Linked DNA regions of Homo sapiens: region 2 is linked to region 1. A link is an interaction called in ENCODE POLR2A ChIA-PET data of the cell type or tissue named here. Cell type or tissue: Panc1. All regions are shown on one strand. Links, peaks and the distances in the headings refer to the core of each region. The heading gives the core; the rest is flanking DNA.

Region 1 (10,500 bases), core at 3,583-6,082:
GATGCTAATCTATGAGCCCAGTGGAACTGTCACCTTTTCTAATCAGCCAGCCCTGATGTATCCATACAATTGGAGGGGGATGGGGTGAAATAACCCCCATTAGTGTGAATTGGTTGAAGAGGACACAGAAGGATGTAGGATGTACCTTCTCATTTCTCTGAGCTTAACTTCCAAATGAACAAGCATTTGCAGCTGCTGGACAGCCACAAAATCAATTCACTCAGTCATTTAACCAACATTCATTGAGCACCTATTATGGATAAAGAGCAATGAGAGATTCACAGCATATTTGATATAGTCTCTGTAAACCAAAAATAAAATTCTAAGTCCCCTAAATGACGGAATGGAGCCCCCCTCTTCACCAAGGAGACCCCAAAGAAACTTGAAAAACTAATTTTGGGAATGACAGGAAGCAGGGATTGGACATACCTCATTGTAGCCCCCTCTTTTTGGAGTTTAGATTCAGCTGACCAGCATTAACATGAAAACAGAAATCTGAAGGCTGACAAAACAGACTCTTCATAGCAATGAGATACTAAATTCCAACCTGACTCTGGTCCCATGACAAATAGCAGGCCTTGAAGGAGATAAAAGTATTTTACCCCAAAATATATTTCTTTGGCATATTTTGAAATGGCCCCGCAAAGCTCTCTCTTGGGGAAATTTGCATTCTGTAGAAAATCTCCTTCCCTCACTAGCTCTTTCAGGAGAGACTGACACCTGATAACAGACATTCACCATCTTTTCTCTCTGAATCCTGGAGGCTTCATCTACATGACAAGAACCTTGGCTTCACAATCCTGCCTTATCTAAACTCAAGGTCTCTTTATGCTGAATTCAACTCTTCAGGCAAGGCCTAACTCTCTCAGCCAATTGCCAATCAAGAAATCTTTGAAACCGCCTATGACCTGGAAGCCTACACTCACCCTACTTCGAGATATCCCACCTTTCTGGGCCAATCAATATATACCTTATATGTATTGGTTTATTTCTTTGCCTGTAACTTCTTCCGTCTCCTTAAAATGTATAAAACCAAGACGTGTTCTCAGGACCTCCTGAAAATGTATCATGAGCCATGGTCCTTAACCTTGGCAAAATAAACCTCTCGATTGAGACCTGTCTCAGATACTTTCTGGTTTACAATTCTGCACTTAACTAACTAAAGCCTAATAAGGATAGAATAGGCAAGACCATAAATAACAACAACAATTACAAAACCTGTAGGTGATAGGCTGTGAGTTAGGGAAATAAAGAGATAATGAAAATGTATCTCACACCTAGGATGTGCAAGGCCATTTCCGAGTCAACCTATATATGCTACGTCATTTCATGTCAGTGACAGAGTCCCATTTTTCAGATAAAGGAGTTGAGACTCAGAGGAGCCAGTGGCTTGCTCATGGTCACACAGCTGGTGCATGTTGAAGCCTGACTCCAAAGGAGGCGTGAGAGCATGCTGCCATGGCAAGATGAGGAAGGGATGAGTTCAGTTGCAGGAATCTGGAGAAACTTCAGGAGGACTCAGGGCTCACTACAAAAACATGCCACCACCAAGGGGCCTCTCATAGGAGGGCCCTGTAAGAGGACATAGCCTCAGGGAAGAAGCATGTTCCTGGTAAGGCTGATAGTGGAAGGACAGCTCAGACGAACAGGGAGAGGAGTTGCTGATTCTGAAGCAGGGAGTCTGGAAGACCAGGGAAGGGTTGGCAGGGAAGGTGTAGGAGGTGGGCTTTTAGAGGGCATAGAAGTTCAGAGCAGGCAGGGGAGAGATAGCAGAAGGGGGCATATACACCTTCAGTACTGACCAATTCACACAGCGATGAGAAGCATGAGAGCCTGGCCACTGTGAGAAGGGCAGGCCCTGGCTCAGCATACTTGGCTGAAGTGAAGAGGGCAGACTGCAGTCTGCAGACACAGGCCCTGGGTGAGGGTTGGTGCACAAACCACTCAAGAGAAACTTTGGGCAGGCTGGATGAGCTGGGCTGCAGGGCAGGGACTCTGTTTTTGACACTGATATCTATCATCAGTTGGATGTAATATTCATAGTTTCTGAATACCCAGCATGGGGCAGGCATGGGCCCAGGTGGTTTCTCTCTGACCTGGAAGAGAGACAAGTTTCTGTGAAGTTGAGAGAATGTAAATAATCTCTATTAGGATGGTGGTAGTGGTGGCAGCAGTGGTGCTGGAGGTGGTGGGAATAGCGGTGGTGGGGTGGGGTTGGTGGTGGTGATGGTATTAATGGCAGATGGTGGTGGAGGTAAGGGTGATGGTGGTGGTAGTGGTCATGATGAGGGTGGTGGGGTGGTGATGACGATGGTGATGATGATGGTGATGGTAGTGATCGTGATAGTGGTAGTAGTTATGCTTGAATGACTGACACCAAAATGGCTGCTACCTCTAGCCTCTCCCGTGATTCATACTTTCACCTCCCCCGTTGTCATCTCCTGTTGTATCATGTAGGCCTATCAGTCTTCTACACGCCTGCACTCAAGCCGTTGACCTCCTCTCTTTTCTCTTTGCCCTTCCTTTACTTTCATCTGTATTCCCTGGCTTGGGAAACAGCCCCTCTAGTCAGCCAGCCAGCCAGCCAACCATCAGAGCTGATGCCCAAGAGTCAAGCTACATCCTCCAACTATTCTTATCCCCAACAGCCAGTTAATTACCAAGTCCTGATGCTTTGACCTCTTACTCACTTCTTGAGACCCATAGTCTTCTCTCTGTCTTACCTGTTCTTGCTTTATTTGGGACCACATTACTTCCCCCCGACTATGGGAATACCATCCTGACAGAACTGTGAGATTCGACTGGCCTTTCTCCAGACCACCCTTCATCTCATCATCAGAGGCAACCTACCCACAGGCAGATCTGGCCATGCCATACCGATGTCACACCCCATCTCTGACTTGCAAGTGCAAGGTGGTCCCTAGGCTGCCAAGCTCCAGACCCATGAAGCTGCAGCACTCTGCTCTAGCATGACAGATGCACATATCTTTTCTTTTGCTCATACGAGTCTCTGTCTTGAAAACTTTTCTCCTCCTCTGACTGATGGACTCCTGTCCGATTCTTATGAAGCTCTTCTGCTCCCCTACCCCAGCTGGCAGCAGTGGTGTCTCTCTCTTCTGTGCACTCTATGCAATTTCCGGTCTTGCTTATTTCACTCTGTTTATTCATCTGCCTCCTTTGCTATGCCATGAACTTCACCAAGAAAAGGGAAAAGGGAGGTCTTGCCCATCTCTGAATCTTGAAGACTTAGCACAGGTGCATACTTGGCACTTCCTGGATTCAAGACCAGTAATATTAATCCAGATAACTGTGTGGTACCTGAAATTATGCAGAGAGCTGTATCTCCACATCATCTCATTTGATTCTCATCACTCTCATGGAAAGTTGCAGGGGGCATTTGCTTTGTTTCACTGATGGGAACACTGACATCCAGCAACAAAGGCAAAATGACTTGCTCAAGGTTGCCCAGGGAGGTTGTGGCTGAGTCAGTCTTTGTCTCAGATGTCCTGACTCTGTTGTTGGAAACGTGTTGATTTCACACCAGAAGCTCATTTTCTTTCTCTCTGAGATGCTCTATGGCTGAGAAGTGACCCATGCACATAGGGCCTGCCCACTCTCAGCATGAAATACCTGTGATTGAGGAGGGAACAGGGGCTTTGAATTCCTAGGTAAGGACAGATAAGGAAGACAAGCATCTAGAAGGCACAAAGCCATAAGGATGGAGAGAACTAGAGAAGAGATAAGAGTCTTATCACAAAATTTTGGAACCTGGAAAGCAGGTAGACAAGTGGTAACAAACTTAGCAGGAGAAATAAGGATTCTTGAGCTGGCATTGGGAAAAGCTGAGAACCAACTTGATTTACACAGCAGAACCCTTAGAAGCCTCAGGAGCTGGCAGCGTCAGGTACTTCTGGAAGTGAGTGAAGGGATGGGCCAAAAATAAGGATTTGTAAGTGAAAGCAATTCATTCAGAGGCTTTAGAACCCCAGATCCCTGCCTCCACTGCATACTGCTAGGCAACCACCCAGTCCGTACCATGGCCAAAGCCTGGAGATAAAGTGAAGTCTCTGCTCGGAGATGAGGGGCATGAGGCTCAGCTGAAAACAGGACGAGTAAGAGAACGTTTTCATAGTTAATGCTGAGGTCCCCTAGCCATCTTCTCTCATAATCTCCCAGTAGGCTGCATCTGGTTTTATACCCTCTAGGAAAGACACTAGAAACCTCTTTTCTGGGGGGAACGGGCCCAGGAAGGAAGAGACACGAGGGTTCAAAATTACACTCCTGCACATCTTTTGTCGGGAAAACTCCTGAAGAACATAGATACTAAACAAAACGAGGGGATGAACAAAGAAAAGAAAAGATACAAAACAGAAAGATCCCAGGGGAGTTCCCAAAATGAAGACTGTGGAAAAGCCCAGGATGAGAATCATGACCCAGGCAGAGATGGTGGCTAGTCCCGATTGGAGAAGAGCAGAAAGCTCTGTGAAACATTTGTTCATGGAAATGAAACTGATAGAATACTGTGTATTAATGTGTCTAACTCTGGTTAGACAGCTGGTAGCCATTTTGAATGTTGAATTAACAAGTTAATAGAAAACTATGCAAACACCAGGAAAAACAAAAGTAGTTGTCAACTCTGAAGAAAACAAAAGGTATGCGGGAAAGGGAAAGGAATCCTAATTTACTATGTCAATCAGCTCTGAGGAATGGTAATTACTTAGTCATAATAATGTCACCACTGACTGATTTTTTTTCTTTTTAATAATTTTTTTTTTTACTTAAAAACAAATAGAGACAGAGTCTCACTATGTTGCCCAGGCTGGTCTCGAACTCCTTGACTTAAGTGATCCACCCACTTTGGCTGTAATCCCAAAGTGCTGGGATTACAGGCATGAGCTACGGTGCCTGGCCACCAGTGACTACTGATTAAGAAAATTAATTATATGACTGTATTGGAAGGATGGAGATTAGGACATGTGCATGTGTGTATCAAGTGAGTGAGAGAGAAAGAGGGAGAAAGTGCTAAAACTCATTCTTCCATAATACAAAGTCAATAAACAATGCTTCAAATAGAAATATCAATAAATAGCAATACAAACATATAAGGATATGGAGGTAAGCATTAAATGAATTCATTAAAAAACTTGCAAGTGGTCCTCTATGAGGGAGTCTGATAAATGTTTTTCTTTACACAAACTTTGTAGAACTGGTTGACTTGTTAAAGTACATACTTGTATCACTTTATGTTTTTTTTAAAAGGTAAAATAAAGACTTAACAAACCAATGACAACAAGAGCATAGGCATCGGAATCAGACACCACCACCTCTTACTGTGTGGGCACCAACAAGAATGTCTCTGAGTCTCAGTTTCCTCATCTGTAAAATGAGGATAAAAGCATTTACTGCACATGATGTTTGTGAAGATAAAATGTGATAAGTATCTAAAGTGCTAAGAACTAGTGTGCCCTCAATAAATGTTTGCTGACTGTCAGTCAAAGCAGGACAATTGTTTGCTTTCTCTTTTTTGCCCAACAAATGTCCTTTCTTCACTCTACACCTGTGAGAGGTCGTTTTTGTTTATTTATTTTTTGTTTATCTTGCTGTTGTCATTAGTGATTCTCCCACCCCACCCCACCCAGATTAAGGCAGGAAGTGCAAATTCACTTGTTCTCAGTGAGGACTGGGGAGAAGGGTAACTCAATCTTTTCTCTCCAAACCTCATCAACACATCAAGGTCACTTTGTTTTAGCCTCTAATCCCGTGCATCCCCCTCCCCACTCCCCCATGGCCACTTTCACTTCCGACCTTTCAGTTCTCCCTTGGCCAACTCCTTTCCCCTCACTGAACCAAGCAGGATCATTCCTCCCTCCCTCGCTCCCTGCCTCCCTCCCTCTTTCCTTCCTTCCTTCCATGAAAGTAAAATAAATCTTGGGACCCCAAAATCACTAAGTCCAGCTGGGAACTGCTTAGGGCAAACCTGCCTCCCATTCTATTCAAAGTCATCCCTATGCATGCACATCTGATTGCCTCCTTTGGAAAGGCTAATCAGAAACTCAAAGCCCCAATTTGTCTCTTATCCACCTGCAACCTGGAACACCCTCCCCACTTTGAGTCGTCCCACCTTTCCAGACCAAACCAATGTTTCATCTTACATATATTGATTGATGTCTCATGTCTCCCTAAAATGTATAAAACCAAGCTGTGCACAGACCACCTTGGGCACCTGTTGTCAGGACCTCCTGAGGCTGTGTTACGGGTGCATGTCCTTAACTTTGGCAAAATAAACTTCCTAAGTTGACTGAGACTTGTCTCAGATATTCAGAGTTCACCCTTCCTTCCTTCCTTCCTTCCTTCCTTCCTTCCTTCCTTCTTTCCTTCTCCTCTCCTTCATTTCCTGCCCTTGTAGATCATTGCATTGGCAGCCCACAAGCCTAGATGAGGGGGCCCGAGCCTTCAAGTACAATTTGGCCGAGGGGCTTGTGGGAGAGGAGCTGTGTTTTCCAGCCAGGACTTTAGGTCTGCTCTGAAGCAGCTGGAGCATCAGCAAAATCACATCTCCTGCCCTTATCCCTTTCCGGAACTCCAGCCACATGTGGACCGCTGCTCCCTAACATCCGCGCCTCAGTTTCCCCTGGGGCTTAAGTGGACTTTGACCTCGTCACTCACTTCTCCAACTACTCCTTTCTGTGTGTCTTCCCATTGTGCTCTCAGCAGCTGGAAGAGTGAGGAACTGTTCTGTGAAAGATGAGATATGAGAGAGAAGCGTCTGGTCTCTGGAGGGGGTGAGCTCAATTTTATTCATGTTGAGTTTGAGATGTAGATCTGTATTCAGTAGACATTTGGATCCAGTGGTCTGCAGTTCAGGAGTGAGGCCTGTGGGTGGCTTGGATAGAGACCTGAGAGTGTTCCAACCGAAGAAACTAACAGAAGGCATGGATGGGGGTCAGGTAATACCCCAGGAAGAGGACATGAGCATGCTGAGTGAGAAGAACAGAAAACAGGAATGAACCCTGGGGGCCCTCTCATGTTGAGGTGGGTGCAGGAAGAGAAGCCTGCCAAAGCACTCACGAGAGGAGCCCCCAGGGACAGCAGGAAAAGACCTGCAAAGGCACCCCCCTTGAGAGCCAAGCCAGGAGAATGTCTCAAGAAGGAGGAAGTGTCACCTTCTCAAATGCTGCACAGCGATCAGTGAGATAATGACTCACGTCAGTGTCACAAAGGCCACGGGTGACCTTGACCAGAGCAGTTCTGGGGTTGGGGTTTGGGCAGAGGGGGAGACCACACTGAGTTAAAGAGTGAGTTGAGGAGGAAGTGAAGAAAGTGAAAATAAACAACTCTTCCAAGAAATGTGGCTGAGAAAGGAAGGAGAGTTGTAAGCTGGTGCCAAAGGACATTTAGACCTTGCTGGGAAGGAAGCAAAAGGAAGTGTGTTTTAATTGATGAAGAACATCCCTGGTCCCAGCAGGGTGGAAGGGTATGGTGGAGAGTACAGGGAAATAGATTTGACTAGATAGGAGGAGGTTCATTCCCTCCCAAGGGTAGGAGGAACCACTGAAGGGATGAGCCTGAGAGAGACCCTTGAAAAGAAGCACAGCTTTGATGGGTGTTCCCTCTTACAAGCCAATCTTTTTTTTTTTTTTTTTTTTTTTTTTTTTTTTTTTTTTGAGATGGAGTCTCACTCTGTCACTCAGGCTGGAGTGCGGTAGCACGATCTCGTCTCGCTGCAACCTCCACCTCCCAGGTTGAAGCGATTCTCCTGCCTCAGCCTCCTGAGTAGCTGGGACTACAGACATGCGCCACTACACCTGGCCAATTTTTGTATTTTTTTTAGTAGAGATGGGGTTTCACTATGTTGGCCAGGCTGATCTCAAACTCCTGACCTCGTGACCCACCCACCTTGGCCTCCCAAAGTGCTGGTATTATAGGTGTGAGCCACTGTGCCTGGTCCAAGCCAATCTTTAAATGTGCTCTGTTTTTCCATCCTGATTTTCCAAAGTTAGTGTTTGTCAAGCACATAATTCCATCCCTAGTACTGTTCTAGATGCTGTATGTACATTATTTCTAATCCTCCTGTAGTCTCTGGGAAGTAGGTATTACTGAGCTCATTTTGCCCATGAGAAACTGAGTCTGAGAAAGGTTAAATATCTAGTCCGTGTAACCATTTATGTATTTGTACTGGTTAAACATAATCATTTATGCATTTGTACAACCAGTGAGTGCCTTCCAAGATTCCAACCCAACTTCGAGGAATCCCCCAAAGCATCCACCACACAGGGCCCTGTGGCCTCCAAATCTTTGCTTCCATGAACTTTGAATACTCAGGCACATTTGCATGGGCTCTTGCTTCTGTTTGGAATGCCCTCATTCCCTTGCCCGTCTCACAGGTGCAGACTCGTCCTTCAGACTTTGGCCAATTTTCCTCACTCCTGTGTTCTCACACAGCCCATCTCTGCCTCTTTTTGCTATTGACTGCATGGTGTTGAAAACATCTGTTTCTTTTTCTGCTCCACACCTTGACCCCAGAGTGGGAGCCTCCATGGGCCAGGGCCCTGCTATATCTGTCTTATCTATTTCCAGCTCCTAGACAAGTGCTCAGCATCCAGTGGGGTCTAGGAAACTATTTGTCAGATGAATAAATGAAAACTTTCTTTTAAGGGCCAACAGTAGCAATGTGAACATTAGATTAAATGAGGGAAAAATATTTGCAGACCACCTATCTGACCCTCAAAACTCAACAGTAAGAAGGCAATCAATCCAATTAGAAAGTGGGCAAAAGGCATGAAGAGATATTTTACCAAAGAGGATATACGGATGGCAAATAGGCACATGAAGAGATGTTCTACATCAATAGCTGTTAAGGAAATGCAAGCTCAGCATGGTGGCTCACGCCTGTAATCCCAGTGGTTTGGGAGCCCAAGGCACAAGAATTGCTTCAGGCAGGAAGTTCAAGATCAGCCTGCGCAACATAGTGAGACCCCATCTCTATGGGCATGGTGGTGCGTACCTATAGTCCTAGCTACTTGGGAGGCTGAGATGGGAGGACTGGCTGAGCCCAGGAGTCCAAGGCTGCAGTGAGCTATAATCATGCCACTGCACTCCAGCCTGGACAACAGAGCAAAACCCTGTCTCTAAAAAGAAAAAAAATTTAAAAAAGGAAATGCAAATTAAAGCCACCATGAAATATCACTACACACCTATCAGAATGGCTAAAATAAAAAACAGTGAAAATACAAATATTGGCTAGGATGCAGAGAAACTGGATTACTCTACGCTGCTGATGGGAGTGTAAAATGGCGCAGCTACCCTGGAAAGCAGTTTGGTGGTTTCTTAAAAGTCTAAACATACACTTACCATACGACCCAGCAATCGTACTTCTGGGCACTTAGCCCAGAGAAATGCAAACATATCCACACAAAAAACTGTACATGACCATTCATAGCAGCTTTATTTGTAATAGTCCCAAACTGGAAACATTCAAAATGTCTTACAATAGGTGAATGGTTAAGTGAACTTTGTATATCTATACCACGGAATACCACTCAGCTTTATTGCGGAGTATTTCATTTTTATTAATGAATGAAATACTGAGACACACAAGAATTCAAATGACTCTCACGGACATTATACTGAACAACAACAAAAAAATCCAATCTCCAAAGGTCACATACTTTATAATTCCATTTATAAAACATTCTCAAAATGACAAAAATACAGAGATGCTGAACAAATTAGTGGTTGCCAGGGACTCGGGATGGTGGGAATAGCATGAGGGAGATATTTGTGGTAACAGAATAGTTCTGTGTCTTTATGGCAGTGGTTACATGAATTTACACAGGTGATTAAAGGACAGAATTATGCACGTACATGGTCTCAATGTTATTTTCCTGCTTTTGATATTGCACTATAGTTATGTAAGATACAACCATTGGATGAAACTGGGTGAAGAGTACACAGGACTTCTCTGCACTAATGTTGCAACTCCTTGACAATCTATAATTATTTAAAAAGAAAACATTAAAATTAATAACAACAGTATCAGATTATTATCCACAGTTGAAAGAAGAATCCTTGAGTCTATACTGATATAAATGAATACATACATAAATAAATGAGAGGAAGGAGGCTCTTACCTATAGAAGGATTCCAACTAATAAATATAGAAGGGATGTTGGAATTGGAAGAATCACCACCTGACAACCACCATAGCAATAACTGTTTCAGGCAAGAACTATCAATGGATGCTAAAATGAGTGGGCAAATGTATGATAAGAAACAGAATATTTATATAATCTCAAAGTGTCTTCTCACAAGACACTGGTTATTTTACGAAAGGAAAGAGAGCAACTGCAGTGGAGAAACCTGGCAATACCCTTAACCAAGTTATCCAAGTTAACATCCCTAGCAAGGGACAGAGCAACATGGTTCCCTTCCTGATACGATGCACTGAGAAGGACACAGCATCATTTCTATGGCAGCCTGCCAAATTTGCATAACCGGCAA
Region 2 (2,500 bases), core at 1-2,500, 720 kb after region 1:
ATGGTGGGCATTTTCTACATGTGGTTGAGTATTTTATCCAACAGCCAAGTCATTCCAGTTTTCCCCACAGCAGACATGTTAGCCAATGTGCTGCCTGCTCAGTCAGTGCCTCCTTTTCTGACCACCCACAGGAACTGTCCCTGCCACCATGTTTATCCACATTCACGTACCTCTCCCTGGCTGCAGCTGTTGGAACAGCAATGGACTCCTGACTGAGGGGAGGCACCCCATTGGCTAGCCATTGACCAATCAGATTCTGTCTCCTGGGTCTCTGGACTTAGATTCTTGGTATTGGGCCCATAACCTGAGAGATCATGTCCAAGTTTAAGTGAACAAGTTAAAACCTAGAAAAGGCAGAACAGCCGGGTGTGGTGGCTCATGCCTGCAGTCCCAGCACTTTGGGAGGCCCAAACGGGTGGATCACCTGAGGTCGGGAGTTCGAGACCAGCCTTACCAGCATGGAGAAACTCCGTCTCTACCAAAAATACAAAATTAGCCGGGCATGGTAGTGCATGCCTGTAATCCCAGCTACTCCGGAGGCTGAGGCAGGAGAATCGCTTGGAACCCACGAGACAGAGGTTGCGCTGAGCCAAGATTGTGCCATTGCACTCCAGCCTGGGCAACAAGAGCAAAACTCTGTCAAAAAAAAAAAAAAAAAAAAAAAAAAAGAAAGAAAGAGAGAGAGAAGGAAGGAAAGAAAGAAGGAGAAAAAGAAAAGGCAAAACAGAGAAAGCCAGTCTGCAGAGAAAAGAATGAAACAAAGCTACTGAGATAAGCTGAGATGAAAAAAAAAAAAAAAAAAACACCCAGAGAAACACAGGCAAGAAGCTAGGAAAGTCTCTGAGCCTCTCACGGGTCTGGTTGTCATCCCTGCCCTTGAAGTCGGTGAGATTCCTCATAGCCTTCCAACGAAATCATTGTTATTACTGAGAGTTAAATTTATAATACTTCTATTTCTTGCAACCAAACAATTATTGACCAAGACCCCTATTAAGACATCACCTATGTGCTGCACTGTACTTGTTCAATACTGAGGATCTCACCTCTTCTTCTTCTTCTTGCCCACCTTTAGGTCTAACTGGACCTCCTTTCTCTCCTGGTATTCCTCTGTCTTCATTTCTTTAGTGCTTCCTTTCAGGGTCTCAGGTAATAATAACCAGCAGTGTGCCCCAGTGATTAGCAGATGAGTGAGCTGTGTAACCTAGACACCATGTTCCACTTAATGGTTTGTTTGCTCAGCCTACTTCAAAGGAGGCTGTTAGCCTATAAGTCAATAATTAGTCATTCAACAAATACCCATCAAGCTATGGCCCAACCCCAGCAAAGATATGTTGAAAAAAAAAAAAAACTTTTGAAGAGCAAATATAAGCCTTTATATATGGTTGACTTAGCCGTTTCTATTTTCCTTTCACAACAGAGAGGCAATGTTGATGTGCTACCAGTCCTAATGCAGCTAGAAGTTATCTGTTACACCAATGACCCCATCAAAAAGAGAACTGTTAACACAGGCCCAGTTTTTACTTTGCTTGTAGTGGTGGGGTATTAGCTAATTGTTGCCCATTAAGAGAAACAAATAATCCCCAGTGAGTCCCAAAAAGAAGTGGAAGTGGAGCTGAATCACCTGTAAGATCAGGGCTTCTCTTAGCTGCTCACAGCTGCCTGACCCAGTCACAGAAGAAGATGTAGAGGGGATTCATTCCATCTTACTTTTATTGGGTTTTCTTTTACTATGTGAAATGAATCTCAAGAAAACATCTCTCATCCCCCCAAACTCTATCATTGTTCTACTCCTCAATTTTAGTATTACTACTGTAATGATAAGATTATAGCTACTACATAATAAGATTAAACATTTAAAACCATCTAACAAATCACCCATAAGCTTACCCCCATCATTCAATCAACAGTCTTCTCTCTTGTCTCTTTTTTTTTTTCTTTTGGCACATTACCTCCCAAAGGTAGAATTTTCACAGACATGACCCTAGCATGCATGTCAGGTTGCAATTTGCTGTTTGATCCTGCCTGCCATTTTTTCATGTGTAAGCAATATTTTCTAGGCTCATGTTTCCCACTTATGACCTTCAACCCCTTCTAAAGCTCTACCCAATTATGACTCAAGGAATTCCCATTTTTCCCTCCTCTATTCTCCAGCTCTCCTTTGGAGTGCCACTTGCAGAGCTGCCTGGGAGGTGCCTCACTGCTGTCCTACAGGGCCCACTGACAAACCAGGCAGTCGCGTTTCCCCAGGCATGGCCACCCCTGCAGCCACCCCTGTGGCACGCTGCCACTTCTGTGTGAGTGTTCCGCCCATGCCCATCACCCATCACACACTCCGCTGGGTACCACACACTGCCTCCCCAGGTACTGATGTTTCCTCAGAGTGCTCTTGGCCTTTGCAGGGACCACAGCTCTCATTTACCTCCTTGAACACCCAGCACCTAACACAGAACATAATACATAGCAGATGCTAAAAAATATTGGATGAAAAAATGAGTGAATA

What was found. Peaks named below come from ENCODE experiments on the same cell type or tissue, not always from the same donor. Only the 100,000 strongest peaks of a DNase experiment are listed, where the experiment ranks them.
Region 2: POLR2A ChIA-PET joins it to region 1 with 5 read pairs; 2 of 35 experiments call an interaction of 5 or more read pairs at or near these places.

The regions. Positions count from the first base shown.
Region 1 is chr15:70,305,148-70,315,647 of GRCh38, reverse strand. No RefSeq gene overlaps it. Among named protein-coding and RNA genes, the nearest start is that of LINC02205, 200 kb to the left of the region's middle. In Panc1, for the core only: no CTCF peak of the experiment used is centred there; no DNase peak of the experiment used is centred there.
Region 2 is chr15:69,590,857-69,593,356 of GRCh38, reverse strand. It overlaps PCAT29 (prostate cancer associated transcript 29), which reads right to left and starts at 1,157. Exons shown (of 4, transcript NR_126438.1): 1 at 1,044-1,157. In Panc1, for the core only: no CTCF peak of the experiment used is centred there; a DNase peak (open chromatin) is centred at 1,248; H3K27ac peaks cover 1,797 bases.